Regions from separate parts of the Mus musculus genome. Here region 2 is linked to region 1. Evidence: chromatin contacts called from ENCODE Hi-C or POLR2A ChIA-PET data. All regions are on one chromosome and are shown on one strand. The core of a region is the stretch at or near the end of the contact, and the rest is flanking DNA. Distances in the headings are between cores, read along the strand shown. Region 1 holds the start of Mis18a (MIS18 kinetochore protein A). Region 2 holds the start of Sod1 (superoxide dismutase 1, soluble).

Region 1 (6,780 bases), core at 1,411-3,910:
GACTGATGAGAACGTGTGGGTTTCTCAGCTCCACTCTGTTGCAGTTTTGCTGGAAACTACGTGTTCTGCCTACTTTTTAAAGATTTATTTATTTACTTATTTATTTATTATCATGCATACAGTGTTCTGCCTTGCATGTATGCCTTGCATGGCAGGAGAGGGCACCAGATTGCATTACAGATGGTTGTGAGCCACCATAAGGTTGCTGGGAATTGAACTCAGGACCTTTGGAAGAGCATCCAGTGCTCTTAACCGCTGAGCCATCTCTCCAGCTCCCCGCTACTTGTTTTTAACATTCACGAGATCCAAGGTTCAGTTGGGGACTGGGAAATCATGATTCCACTCATTAAATGAAAGAGAGAAGAAACACTATTTAAAGAATATCCCGACTCTGAGGACTTTTAAGAAGTTGAGACACATTCCTCAGTTTCTTCTGGAATACAGATATGTCAGCCCATCTGACTTCTGCTTATCCCTTAGTGTGTTATATCCCCTAAGAAGGGATCTAACAGTGGGTGGCAAGTCCCTGGGGGCTGAGGGGACAGTGTATCCTTCTCCTGGTGCTGGTTGGTCAGGGAAGGCAGACTTGGGTACCATTTGGATCCTAGACACATGCACACATCTAAATGGTCTTTGAATAGCTGCAATCAAACCTGCCAGCTAGGGAAGTAAGCCACCAGCTTCCGGGACCTGCAATCACATCTTATTGTCACTGTGGTGTGCAAGCGTTAGGCAGTGCAAGCAATTAGGATCAGCCTGTGAGCGTGATCAGCGGTTGTTAGCTTCCCGTTTCCCTCAGCTGCCTGTGTGGTTCTGCACATCCATAACTCGGGCTGGTGTGATGTCTCAGAGGTCAGAGGCGCTCGGTAGCAAGGCCAAGTTCAATCCTCAGGAAGAAAACAAGAGGCTTCAAGTTGTCCTCTGACCTCCAGCATGTTCATGTTCCCCCTTAAATACATGCAAATAAAAATGAACCCACAATCTGTTCAGGAAGATGCTCAAGGCCTCATCCATTCATTTCTCCTCCTGCTTCCTCTATCTGTCCTTTCTCCTGTCTTTTCCTTCCCCTCCCTTCCCACCACACCTAGTTCAGCAAAACAAAACATTGGTTCTAGAGTGTTTGGCAACGTCTGCTATTTCCTGCATCCACTGGGGATCTTGGAACTTTAAAGGAAATTTCCAGGAAAGAAGAAGAGACTACAATGGCTAGCTGGAGGATCAGAGCATCAGTGATGTGGAGAGGTTGGAAGTTCAAAGCCCAGTAATTTGGGGTTACCTTGAGTCCCCTCCGTGGTCATTTACTCCCCTCCCTTGTATGTGGCCATATCCTTCTGACTATTAGTTAAATACTTTAATGTGTACAAACAGATTCCCCAGCTTATAACCAAAATGCTAAGAGTATGGCCAGGTAGCATCAGGGTCTACAGCAGGGTCCCACTGCTTTGCTGTAATCTGCCTATTGGTGTACCTTCCAGTGTATTTGCAAAGTCTGTTGGTTTATGGTATTCTTTGCTCCGTTCCGTCTTGGCACACCTCAAGCAGGACCACAGGATTCCTGGCGGTTAAAGGTCGATACGCCTCAGGGACTTGTTGAAATAGGTTCCAAAAGGAGTCATTTCTTTGCCTCTGGGCTGGGCTGTTATCCTAGCATGTGGGAGGCTGAAGCAGGAGGATCACTGTGGGTGAGCTACATAATGAATTCCTGGGCAGCCTGGACAAAAAAAAAAAAAAAAAGATTCAAAAAACAGAAAGTCAAAATCATATTCAGAGAAGGCAAAATAGCCTTTCTAGTTTCCAGCCTGGTACCACCTCGGTCAGGTCAACGACTTAGGATTTGAAACTTTTTGCTAGTGGCCAGAGATACGAAAATAGGTGGTAAGTGTGATGTAGTTTAGTGAAGCGAACTGGGTAGTGTGACTGGGGGGGGGGGGGGGGGGGAGGGGGATATGGTGGTCTTTGCGTGTTGTTTCTTACTGATGCATCCAGGCTGTTCGTGGTGGCGCGCCTTCCCTCTAGCCTGTGGTCTTTGAAATCAAAAGCTGACTTTCTTTAGACTGACCGTCCTTCCCGCCCTGGAGTAGGGTGAACCATACTCTGACCCAGACACACGCCCACTCTGTAGCCACAGCGATGCTGTCCCCTCCAGCTTCTCATATTTTTTCCTTGCAGTGCTAGTCTCAGTAACGCTGGGTCCTTGAGGCAGGGGGCGTCTTTGGCTCGCCACAGACCCCTGTTTTTTTCTAGATGTAGGAAAGCGGGTCTCCGGGAGCAGACGGGCTAGAATCAGAGATGTGACTTGCAGTACACCGCTTGGAATTCCTGGGTCCACTTTCGGCTCCGTGAAGATGGGTCTGCTTACCCAGCACGGGCATGCCCGCTAACAGTGTGGAGGAACTAGGTGAGCTGCTACTCATTTAATTCGAAGCCTTCAACTTTCTCAGCAGCGGCGGAAGGAGCTGAAATGCCCGCAGATAGCACCCCAGCACCCCAGTTCACCAGCTTTCGCTCAGGAAGACCGCAGGACGCAAGCGCAGTGAGCGCGGCTCGCGCGCCGGTCAGATGGCGAGCATGCGCCTTCGATGCAGTCGGGCCCTTCTTCAGGTCCCACCCCTTCGGGCGGTGCCCCGCCTCTTGCACCTTGCGCATGCGCAGAGGTATTATTCCCGTGAGGTTCCGGGGCGCGGCAAATTCGTATGTCATGGCTGCTTCCTGGTCTCTGGGATGTTCCTTGACCGCTTGTGGTTAAAACCGCCTGGCTATGTCGAGCGAGTCCCCCCTGCTGGAGAAGCGTCTGTCGGAAGACTCGAGCCGCTACCTGCGGCTGCAGAAGTGGGCAAACATGTCGAGCGCAGACGCGTTAGGGCTAGAGAAGGAACGGCCTGAGGAGAAGGCGGCCGCGGCGGAGAACCCGCTGGTGTTCCTTTGTGCCCGCTGTCGCCGGCCACTGGGCGACTCGCTCACCTGGGTGGCCAGCCAGGAGGACACCAACTGCATCCTGTTGCGCAGTCAGTTCGGGCCGCCCTCCTGCGTCGGGGTTTCCTGGGGCTGCGGGGGCTGGGGTGGGGACGAGAGCTGTCCCAGCAAACCGCAGGAGAGGCGTCCCTGTGGGTGGCTCACGAGTGACAAGTTTTTTCCTGGGTCTTCCATGCCCCCCAAGGGCAGCGGTTGAGCGTCATCCTGACGTTTTAGGAAGGTGCTTCCTTCAGGGGAGTGTTTTCACATCTGACGGACTCTGTCAGCTGCTTTGGGGACTTAGCTTAGTGTCCTTGGGCAGTCTGTTCAACTGCTTGTGCCTCAAGTTTCTCGTCTCCAAAACGAGGGATAATGATGGGATAACGGGGACGATTAAATAAGTGTATGGTATATGGCCACAGAGTAGGCGATGTCTTTACTGGGTGAGTCCCAATGCTCTTCGCTGGGTCATTTTGTTTATCTCTTAACCCCACTGGTTTTCAGAAAAGGATGTGAAGTAATCCTTGTTCCACCTCTTCTCCCAGAAGGCCCCCATCCCTTTAGTGCTGAACCACGGGAGTACCCCACTTCCCACCAGTCTTTGGGCTCTTTTTTTCCCCTAGTCCTCTAAAATACAAGTTAAAGTTGAGTTAAAAGTTCCTGTCTGCAGGTGTGTAACAACAAACCACACTAACAAAGTGTTGCGACTCTCTTTCCAGGCGTCTCCTGTAACGTCTCTGTGGATAAGGAACCGAAACTGTCCAAGTGCAGAGATGAAGACGGTTGGTAAGTAAGATATTTATGTGAATATGTGAGAGAAAATTTTATTTTATTTATTTATTTTTGGTTTTTCGAGACAGGGTTTCTCTGTATAGCCCTGCCTGTCCTGGAACTCACTTTGTAGACCAGGCTGGCCTCGAACTCAGAAATCAGCCTGCCTCTGCCTCCCGAGTGCTGGGATTAAAGGCGTGCGCCACCACGCCCGGCTGAAAACTTTAATTTTAAGGAAAAATCTTCTACCGACCGTTCTGTGAGATTGCTTGAGATATAACTTTTCATGGTAATTGAATGCATTGAAAAGAAGAAAGGATCCATTATTTGATGGTGATAGCCCCTTAAGATCGGAAAGTGGGAGTTTCTAAGATTCTGAAAGTGTATTTAACACTGATTTTTAGGGCTCTGAGTTTGGTGCCAAAGAAAATGGAAAGTAAAGCAGAAAATATCTATCTTAAAATCTCCAAGTTGAAAGTGTCCTATTCCTGTCCCAGTGCTGCCTGTCTCTTCCTTGTACTGGCAGACAGAAAATACTAATACAGAGCCCACACCCACAGCTGACTGGGCTACGCAGACAGGCCATCTGTGGCTGTAAGTCACTAGTCCCAGGTTCCATGTGCTGGGGCCGAGGGGACAGATAACTTGTCACGGCTGACTACTAACTAGTGTTGGCAAGTGCTGTCCTCAGCAGACTGAGTAGAAAGCTCTGCCTTTTATGTTTGCTACCCCAGAGAGGAGCCGTGTCTTGCTGAGGTGTAGAAACTAGTTCAGGTAGTACCTCAATCAGAGAATCAAGAGGTGGGACTGACTTGAAGGTTTTAATAATGGTTTTAGTAATATTCGAATATAAGTGTTATAGAAACTGGCAGGGAAATTGCATTGACATTGATAAAGATGATATGGGTGTGACAGATTATGTTGTTGGCAAGTAGCTGATTTCAAGCTTGGAAATCTCAATTTCATATATTTTTAAATTTATTATTTTCTATGTATGAGTATTTTGCAAGTATGTATGTATGTTCACCATGTGTGTGCCTGGTGCCTAGGAAGGTCAGAAGAGGGCATTGGATCCTCTGGAACTGGGAGTTACAGACAGTTGTGAGCTGCACTGTGGGTACTGGGAGTTGAACTTGGCTCTCTCTCTACAAGAGCAGCCAGTGCTCTTAACCATTGAGCCATCTCTCCAAATCTCAACTTTAGGTGATATTTTATTTTGTGGCCAAAGGCTACGAGCCCAAGGAATTAGCTTCCCCTCGGCTAGAGCACTGATTACAGTAAGTCTTACAGGGATCGGGGCATTGCCTTCCTCCCTCTGAGGTGTTCTGCTTCCCGTCTTGAGTCTTTTAATGTCAGCTCCTTTTCCATGTGTGTCAGGTCTGTGTAGCAGGTCCACTCTTCTGCACTGACTGTGTTCCCACTGACCAGGCTTCAGATTGGTAGAGATTTGAGAAGGAGCCGCCTTTCCCTGTCAGTGATCTGGGGTTACTTGAGCTCTTTGCTTGCATGGCCTCAACCCGTTGTTTGTATTGCCTTAAATTGTCTTGGGTTTGTTTCACCAGGGCCCTGTGAAATACTGTGTTGCTTTGGGATGCTTTTACGTTTTTCAGAAGGTCCTTTCTACTGAACATCTGGCTAAGTCATTATAGTGGTCAACGAAGGCATGGGATGGGCTTCAGAAGCCGCCTATAGAGCTAGCAGTACTATCTCTGTTTTCCTGATTTCTGTCCTTTACCGAGGAGGGTCTTACAATTGAGCCAGTTCTTGTTTAAAGCTGCTTTATAGTGCCTCGTGTTGCTTCTCAAGTCTTGTTCAATGATAAGCTGAATTGGGCCCAATGATAGTGGCCGCTTACTCCCTACTGTTCCCCAAGGGTGTTCTAGGGTCTGGATTAGTGTGGACTATGATAAAGAACCTATCCTGCCTAGTTCTATGTTAGTTTAGCTCTATCTGAAGAGGAGGAGGGAACCTCAGTGAGGAAGAGCCTCCATAAGGTTGAGCTGTAGGCAAGCCTGGAAAGCCTTTTCCTCACTAGTGATCCATGGGGAGGCCCAGCCCATTGTGGGAGGGGCCAGCCCATTGTGGGTGGGGCCACTCCTGGGCTGATGGCCCTGCGTACTGTAAGAAAGCGGGCTGAACAAGCTAGTAAGCAGCACCCCTCCATGGCCTCTGCATCAGCTCCTGCCTCCAGGTTCCTGCCCCCTTTGCGTTTGTGTCCTGACTTCCTTCACCGATGGACTACAATATGGAAGTGTAAGCCCAATAACCCTGTGAGCTGCTGTGTAGATTCTGGGAACAACTCAGGTGCTCTGCAAGAGTAGTGCTGCTTTTAGGCTCTCACCCAGTCCCTCAACCCCAAGATATATCGACATATCTTATGGGAAGTCTTTTAAACACACCATGGAAACAATACCGAATGAGTGGCAGATAGCTTAACCAGTTCTATCACTAGTGAAATTTTACCTGGTGGTGATGTTTTGACCTTTGTTCCATATGTTGTTGTGATAATTAGAAAGCATCTCCATGTCTGTCTTGCCTTGCCTGGCTCTTCAGTGGCTCCCTTTGGTATGATGTCAAGAACAGACACTTAGTGGTAACAGGTCCCATGTGAAGGAGGAATTAAAATACTTTGAAGTAATAACCCATTGTCGTGTACATTCCAGTACTTTAATTAAGAGTAGATCTAGCCGGGCGTGGTGGCGCACGCCTTTAATCCCAGCACTCGGGAGGCAGAGGCAGGCAGATTTCTGAGTTCGAGGCCAGCCTGGTCTACAAAGTGAGTTCTAGGACAGCCAAGGCTACACAGAGAAACCCTGTCTCGAAAAACCAAAAAACAAACAAACAAAAAAGAGTAGATCTAAAAATCCAGTAAGCATTTGGTAAATGTTGGGACTGTAGAATGGTAATTTAGGTACATTAATTTGCAAGGGCTTTTGGGAGACATTGGACTGTGCGGACAGTTTAAAGATGTGAGCGGGCACAGAGGGAGAGCCAGATCCGTGGAACAGGAGCCAAGAAGACTGGAGAAACAGTTACGCAGAGAAATAACAGAAACTT
Region 2 (6,780 bases), core at 1,121-3,620, 510 kb after region 1:
AATAAGCAAGGTGCTGCTTAATTATAATTACAATGAAGAAAAATCACCTTCTTTACCTTCCCACACTTAAGGAAGCAAGCAATACTTGATACTAAATAAAATACTTTTGTGGCTACTTTCCAAGGTTGACCTAAGTGGTCATTTTAACTTTATCTAAAAGAAAAAGAAAACAAACGAGATAGTTTTAAATGGTTAGTAATTGGGTCCTGACTCAGTTCCTTTCCATCACTGGTCACTAGCCAGCCTAGGACCTACCTTGTGTATTGTCCCCATACTGATGGACGTGGAACCCATGCTGGCCTTCAGTTAATCCTGTAATTTGTCCTGACAACACAACTGGTTCACCGCTTGCCTTGATTTAAAAAAATACAAAAATGAAGACATCAAGTTTGAGTGTAAATACTCCTGCACCAGGGCTGTTGCTGGGTTACACCCTAACCAAGCACAGTAAAAAGCTCAAGTCAAAACACACAACAGTGAAAATCAAACCTATGTTCAGATCCAAGTAGACCCACTTCCTACAGGGTGGCTCTGGAGACGCTCAGCTCTAGGCCTCTCTCTCCCTGTCACACTTCTCCTAACACTTGCTGCCAGATGCCATGTGTGCAGGCACCTGGACTGAACAGCATTTAGAAAGCACCAGGTGGAACAAACAGGGGCTACTGAATGCCAGGCCTGGGGAAGAGATGGCTACTGCACTGTCAGACTTGACTCTTACAGAACACTGGCTGCCGAGAACCCTGTTCTCCACATTCAGTGATTTTATCAGTTCCCCTATTTTTATTTAGTGGTCAGAAAATGCCTTTGTCCTACTGCCTGTGGAGATCCATTTGGGTCTAACCAGAGCTACCTTAAAAAAAAAATCTCATTAGCTATCCAAATCTAGAAAATTTGCCACTTAACAAAAAAGAAAAGAACACCCAAAATTCAAATTAGTACTGCTCCAGAAAGTGTAGCAATAGGGAGAAAATGTAAGAGCAACCGACCAACAAGCAAGGACAATCATTTTTTAGGTTTTTTTTTTTTTAAATGTCCAACTTTTGCAACAGAATAAGGGAATATGAACTTTGGGTAGAAAAATCTGATTCTGAAAAGTTGGCAACAGGTTAAATCAACCAGCTTTGATTACAACTGCCAATCTGGAATGCTTAACTATCGTTTCATTGGGTACAAAGGGCACCAGCGATGTGTAGTTTGCAGCGTCACAAAAATAGTGCGAGCTGCTCTGGCATGGCATGGTGGAAGATGACAGAAACCCACACACAGGGGTAAGACCCAGCCGAACTTCGTCTTTCTCACAGTGAATTACGTGGGGAGGAGAAAAAGACAAAAACAAAAAACTTCCACAGGAAAACAACAAAACGCATTTCAATGCCAAGAAACTGCTGGAAACGAGGCTAGTTACGAAAAACTCTAAATTGCCGTTATCAGTTCTCGTCGTAAACCAAACACTTGGGATTCACTATGGTGTCTGCCTTCTCACACGTATGTCCACCACTTCAGAGAGCACATAACGCTCATTTATCAAATATTCTCTCGGGATTAAGGTGAATACAACAACGGTAACCTCCCTAAGGCTCTGGACACAACCTTACCACACACATCTTCCCTGTGACGCATGTGTTTTTGCAGGGTCACAGTATTTTCGAAAATATCTCTATGTACTTTTCCAAAATGTGCTCAGAAACTCGCTGTGGTAGAAAAAACCCACAGCCGGGTCTCTCTCTGGAGTGCAAAGCAAGGGACGGCTGTCCAAGGCCATCTCTTTCTTTCCGCCTTGCGACACGACCCTGACCTAGTACAGAACAGCCCAGGACTTTGCTTTAAAGTGCCGCAAACGCGTCCTGCGGCCTTAGTCCGGTCTGGCACCACCGGGTTCAAATATTCTTACAACAATCGCAGCCGGTGGCCACGGGGCTCTGAGCCTGTGGGACACGGACACCGGAAAAGCAGCAGCCCCAGAAGGATAACGGATGCCAAGCCGGCTCTCCCGGGCAGGCCCAGCCGCTCCGGGGCGCGGGGAGGCCCCCGCCCGCCCGGAAGGCCCCGCGGCGCCCCGGGCCTCGCTTCCCGGCGCCCAGCCCCTGCCCCAGGCCACGGTGACTCAGCACTTAGCGGGCTCAGGCCGTGGCGGGGGCGTGGCGTGCTCCCGCACAGGTGCGCCGCGTCACCGCGGCCTGCGCCCCGCGCCCCGGGCCTTGCCTTCTGCTCGAAGTGGATGGTTCCCTGCACCGGACCGTCGCCCTTCAGCACGCACACCGCTTTCATCGCCATGCTTCCCCGGGAGACGCGCGGCGGCCTCCTCCGGAGGGACCAGAGAGAGCAAGACGAGAAGCCGACGGACGGAAGGCGCCGCAGGAAAGGACCGCGCAAAAAAACGAGGCCCTGGCGCCACGGAGCTTTTATAGGCCTGAGTCTGACCACGCCCACCTTGGCACGGAACCAATCGCTACCCGCGGCCTCCGCCCGCCCTTCGTGGAGCTCCCTGGCCGCGGGGCACGCTGGGGGCGGGGCGGAGGGTAGCTCCGGCTCCTGGAGCGTGCGGACTGAGAAAGTTCCCGAGGAGCCTGAGCGGGGAAAGTCGCTATTGTCTTCTAACTGTGACGTCGGCCGAGTCGCCGCGGAAACCGAGAACACGAGGCCCGCGTGCGCGCCTGGAAGGTCTGAACCCACTGTGTCTGGAAATGCGGATTGTCACTGACTTTGCACAGCGCGCCTCGGTTGCAGTGTGAAAGTTGAGATGCGCCAAGATGGATGCCCAGTGTCATTTCCAGCTTTATTTTCTCATGATGTCTAAAATGTGTAAAGCCCATGTTCTATCTCTAGACACACCCCCGTTTCTTACTTATTTTTTACTTCTTTTATTTTTGTTACTAGAGCTGGAGATTAGACAGTCCCCACCCCCCACCCCGCCCCCTGCATGACAGACAAGTGCTCTGCCAGTTAAGACACACACACACACACACACACACACACACACACGCAAAACACAAGAAAATCAAGAGGAAGGAAGACCAACGTGTGGATACTTCATTCCTCCTTAAAATAACGAACAAAATACCCATGGACGGAGTTACAGAGACACAGTTTGGAGCTGAGACAAAAGGATGGACCATCCAGAGACTGCCCCACCTGGAGATCCGTGCCATAATCAGCCACCAAATGCAGACACTATTGCGTATGCCAGCAAGATTTTGCTGAAAGGACCCTGATATAGCTGTCTCGTGTAAGGCTTTGCCAGTGCCTGGCAAATACAGAAGTGGATGTTCACAGTCATCTATTGGATGGAACACAGGGCCCCTAATGGAGGAGCTAGAGAAAGTACCCAAGGAGCTGAAGGGGTCTACAACCCTATAGGTGGAACAACAATATGAACTACCCAGTACCTCCGGAGCTCGTGTTTCTAGCTGCATATGTAGCAGAAGATGGCCAACTCGACAATCACTGGGAGGAGAGGCCCTTGGTCTTGCAAATTTATATGCCTCAGTACAGTGGAATGCCAGGGCCAAGAAGTGGGAGTGGGTGGGGAGGGGAGCAGGGGGGCGTGGTATAGGGGACTCCCCAGATAGCATTTGAAATGTAAATGAAGAAAATAATAAAAATTTGAAAAAAAAAAAGACACACATACCTTTTTAAAAATATCACACTGTGTACCTTTGGCTCTCATGGAACTCATTGTGTAGAACAGACAGGCTGACCTTGAACTCACAGAGATCTCCCTGGCCTCTGCCTCTCAGTTGCTGGGGTTAGAGGGGTTCTTTTTTAATTTTTGAGATAGGGACTAAACTTGAATTTAAGATCCTCCTGCCTCAGCATCCCTAGTAACTAGGATTGCTTGTCTGCCCCACCATTCCCAGCTGGTGTTACTTGCTGAGTAAAAATCTGTATTCTCTTCCCTGTGTGAAGTGGTTCTCGGACACGCCGTGCATTCCACTGGCTCTAAGCCACACACTGGAGAACAGGATGCCTGATAAAGTCCTATGTGATACCTCCATGCAATGGGTGAGAAATAGTGTTTCAAGGAAAATATTTGTTAAAATGGTATGGAATGAGCAAAGGTTACAAACTACAAAGAGGGGGCTCAGCATGTATTTACATGAGTTCTCAGAAATGTCTAGAAAGATATATGGGGGGTCCCTAGAGACAAGAAAGGGTATCAATAAGAGGAAGGGAATTCTTTTTTTTTTTAGGATTTATTTTTTATTTATATGAGTACACTACAGCTGTCTTCAGACACACACTAGAAGAGTGCATTATTTCCCATTACAGATGGTTGCTGGGACTTGAACTCAGGACCTCTGGCAGAGCAGTCAGTGCTCTTAACCACTGAGCCATCCTTATAGCCAGAGAAAGGGATTTTTTTTTTTTTTTCGAGACAGGGTTTCTCTGTGTAGCCCTGACTGTCCTGGAACTCACTCTGTAGACCAGGCTGGCCTCAAACTTAGAAATCTGCCTGTCTCTACCTCCCAAGTGCTGGGATTAAAGGTATGTACCACCACTGCCCGGCTGAGAAGGGAAATTCTTAACTAAAAAGAACATGGTGTCTTCTTAAGGTTGAAATCTCTGTGGTCTCCCAAGAGCTCATGCATACATCCTCATGTTCTGCTACACTCAGGAGGCAGGGCTTAGAATATTGAAACCTAACTCCAGGCCGGAGAAACAAGAGGAGAAGCTGATTTGGCCCCTAGGGATGGGGTACGCTTATTTATGTAGGTCCCTGGTCTCTGCTCTAGGACTATTCCTGCGGAGTCTTTTTTCTGTTTACCACAAATAGAAAGAGTCCCTAGCAAACCGAAGAAACAGTAATTCTGCCCAAATCCAGTGTGGTGAACAAACCAGTTTATTTGGGTTACTTACAGGAGCATGGGTGGACCCAGACACTACACAGCAGAAGAGCCTCTCAGCAACTGCCAGCCACGTGTATAGCTTCAGAGAGGGTGGGGCCTCACGAGCTGTCCCCTCCTACCACAGGTAAATGTTAGTTGCTGTGAGGGCCTGGGAGTAGAAGTCACAGCTACTACTCTAAAGGCAGCTGAAGGAAACAGGCACACAGCTAGCCCTGCTGATTCATCTTCTGTGAGAGATACACAGTTCACATTTTCTCCTGAGGCACTCCAGGCATGCCTCAGTCATCCTTCAGATACACACCCTGCCCCTTAATGGTCACGCTTAAAACTATACTAAACCACCAGGCAGGGGTGGCGCACGCCTTTAATCTCAGCACTTGGGAGGTAGAGGCAGGCAGATTTCTGAGTTCCAGGCTGGCCTGGTCTACAGAGTGAGTTCCAGGACAGTCAGGGCTACACAGAGAAACCCTGTCTCAGAAAAACAAAACAAAACCAAAAACAAAAAAAAACTATACTAAACCATTGTAAGGTAAAAGGATTATTTTACATATATATATTCTGTGACTATGATGCTATTCTCACTAGTATTCTCCAGATAACTTGCATGTATACTGAAGAGTTACATAAGCACAAATCCCAGCCAAAGGGCCTTTGTCCAAAGCCAGACTTTCTTTGGGTTCCAGGAAGTTAGGGTTGGATTTCAGTTCATTGTCAACCCGCCGAGAAAGCAGGCCATGGGTACAAAGGGCCTTCCTCAAACAATGATTACCACTCTTGAAACACTCAAATAGAGCTGTAGTGGTCTCTTGTGTGGACGCTGGAAAGCCAGGCAAGGGCTTCAGGACTGGAGGAGTTGAGCAGCCTTCCCAGGGCCTGCACAATGGGATCCCCAGCAGAGCTATAGAAGAAGTCTTGTGCCCTTCTCAGGCAGCATCTGCTATAGGAAACCCCAAAAGGTACCTCCACCTAGAACCTCACGTCTCCTCCTCAGACAGGATTTCAGAACTTTACTAGTTAGCTATTTAATAGTGTTTGTGTTATATAGCCTCTGTGCTGTTGACATTTTTAGCTAGATAATCTGTGGCAGCTGTCCTCTACATCGCAGGATGGTTAGTACCCTCACTGCCCACTTCTCACTACATACAAGAAGCATCCTGGGCTGGTGAGATGGCTCAATGGGTAAGAGCACCCGACTGCTCTTCCGAAGGTCAGGAGTTCAAATCCCAGCAACCACATGGTGGCTCACAACCATCCGTAACGAGATCTGACTCCCTCTTCTGGAGTGTCTGAGGACAGCTACAGTGTACTTACATATAATAAATAAATCAATCTTTAAAAAAAATATAGTAAAAAAAAAAAAAAAAAAGAAGCATCCTTCCCTTCACTCCCATTTTGTGACAACTAAAAATGCCTCCAGACATTACCGAGTCTTCCTTATCAGAGCTGGGTGCCCAGGGGTTAGACCTGGGTCCTTGCAAATAGTAGCCATGGGTTCTACCACTGATCTAACTCCAGGCTGAGAATGCCTGTCCTAGAACACTAAGTGAATGCCAAAATCATTGCCTTGCATGGTTTCCAGGGCCTAAACAGACAAAAAAGAGAGTGTCACTGAAGGTACACAGCTGAGCTGGTCATAGGCCTCTCAATGTGACAGAGAGCCAGGAATAGGAGAAAGAGAAAAAGCCAGGAGCGGGCAGTAAGCTCCGCCCTGCTACACTCTCCTACACAGAACTCAAAGTCCAAGAATTCCACACTTGAACTTGCCCTTTGGGACCTTGTAAAAGTATATTTGTTAAGACAGGATGCTAGGATGTAATTTTGACAATATGACATAGGTTTGGGGGAGGGCATATGTCATCTAAATGTTTAATGTATTGTATCAGACAATTTATCCCAAATTTGGTATTCCAAAGTCCTATGGCTTTGAGCTACC

Evidence for each region. A loop is a pair of places that touch in the nucleus more often than their neighbours do. ChIA-PET counts read pairs that join two places held with the same protein, here RNA polymerase II (POLR2A).
Region 2: a map of heart shows a loop between it and region 1 (2.5-fold over the local background). The contact joins the promoter of Sod1 here to the promoter of Mis18a in region 1. A Hi-C loop is called at or near these places in 1 of 37 maps with a recorded cell type or tissue (heart). POLR2A ChIA-PET finds 5 or more read pairs at or near these places in 1 of 5 experiments (Patski).

Annotation. Positions count from the first base shown.
Region 1 is chr16:90,723,251-90,730,030 of GRCm38, reverse strand. Mis18a (MIS18 kinetochore protein A) reads left to right here and starts at 2,660. Exons shown (of 5, transcript NM_025642.1): 1 at 2,660-3,005; 2 at 3,672-3,738. The coding sequence starts at 2,759. Gm17518 (a long non-coding RNA gene) reads right to left here and starts at 2,611. Exons shown (of 2, transcript XR_876238.3): 1 at 2,360-2,611; 2 at 71-1,711.
Region 2 is chr16:90,216,352-90,223,131 of GRCm38, reverse strand. Sod1 (superoxide dismutase 1, soluble) reads right to left here and starts at 2,370. Exons shown (of 5, transcript NM_011434.2): 1 at 2,203-2,370; 2 at 256-352. The coding sequence starts at 2,274.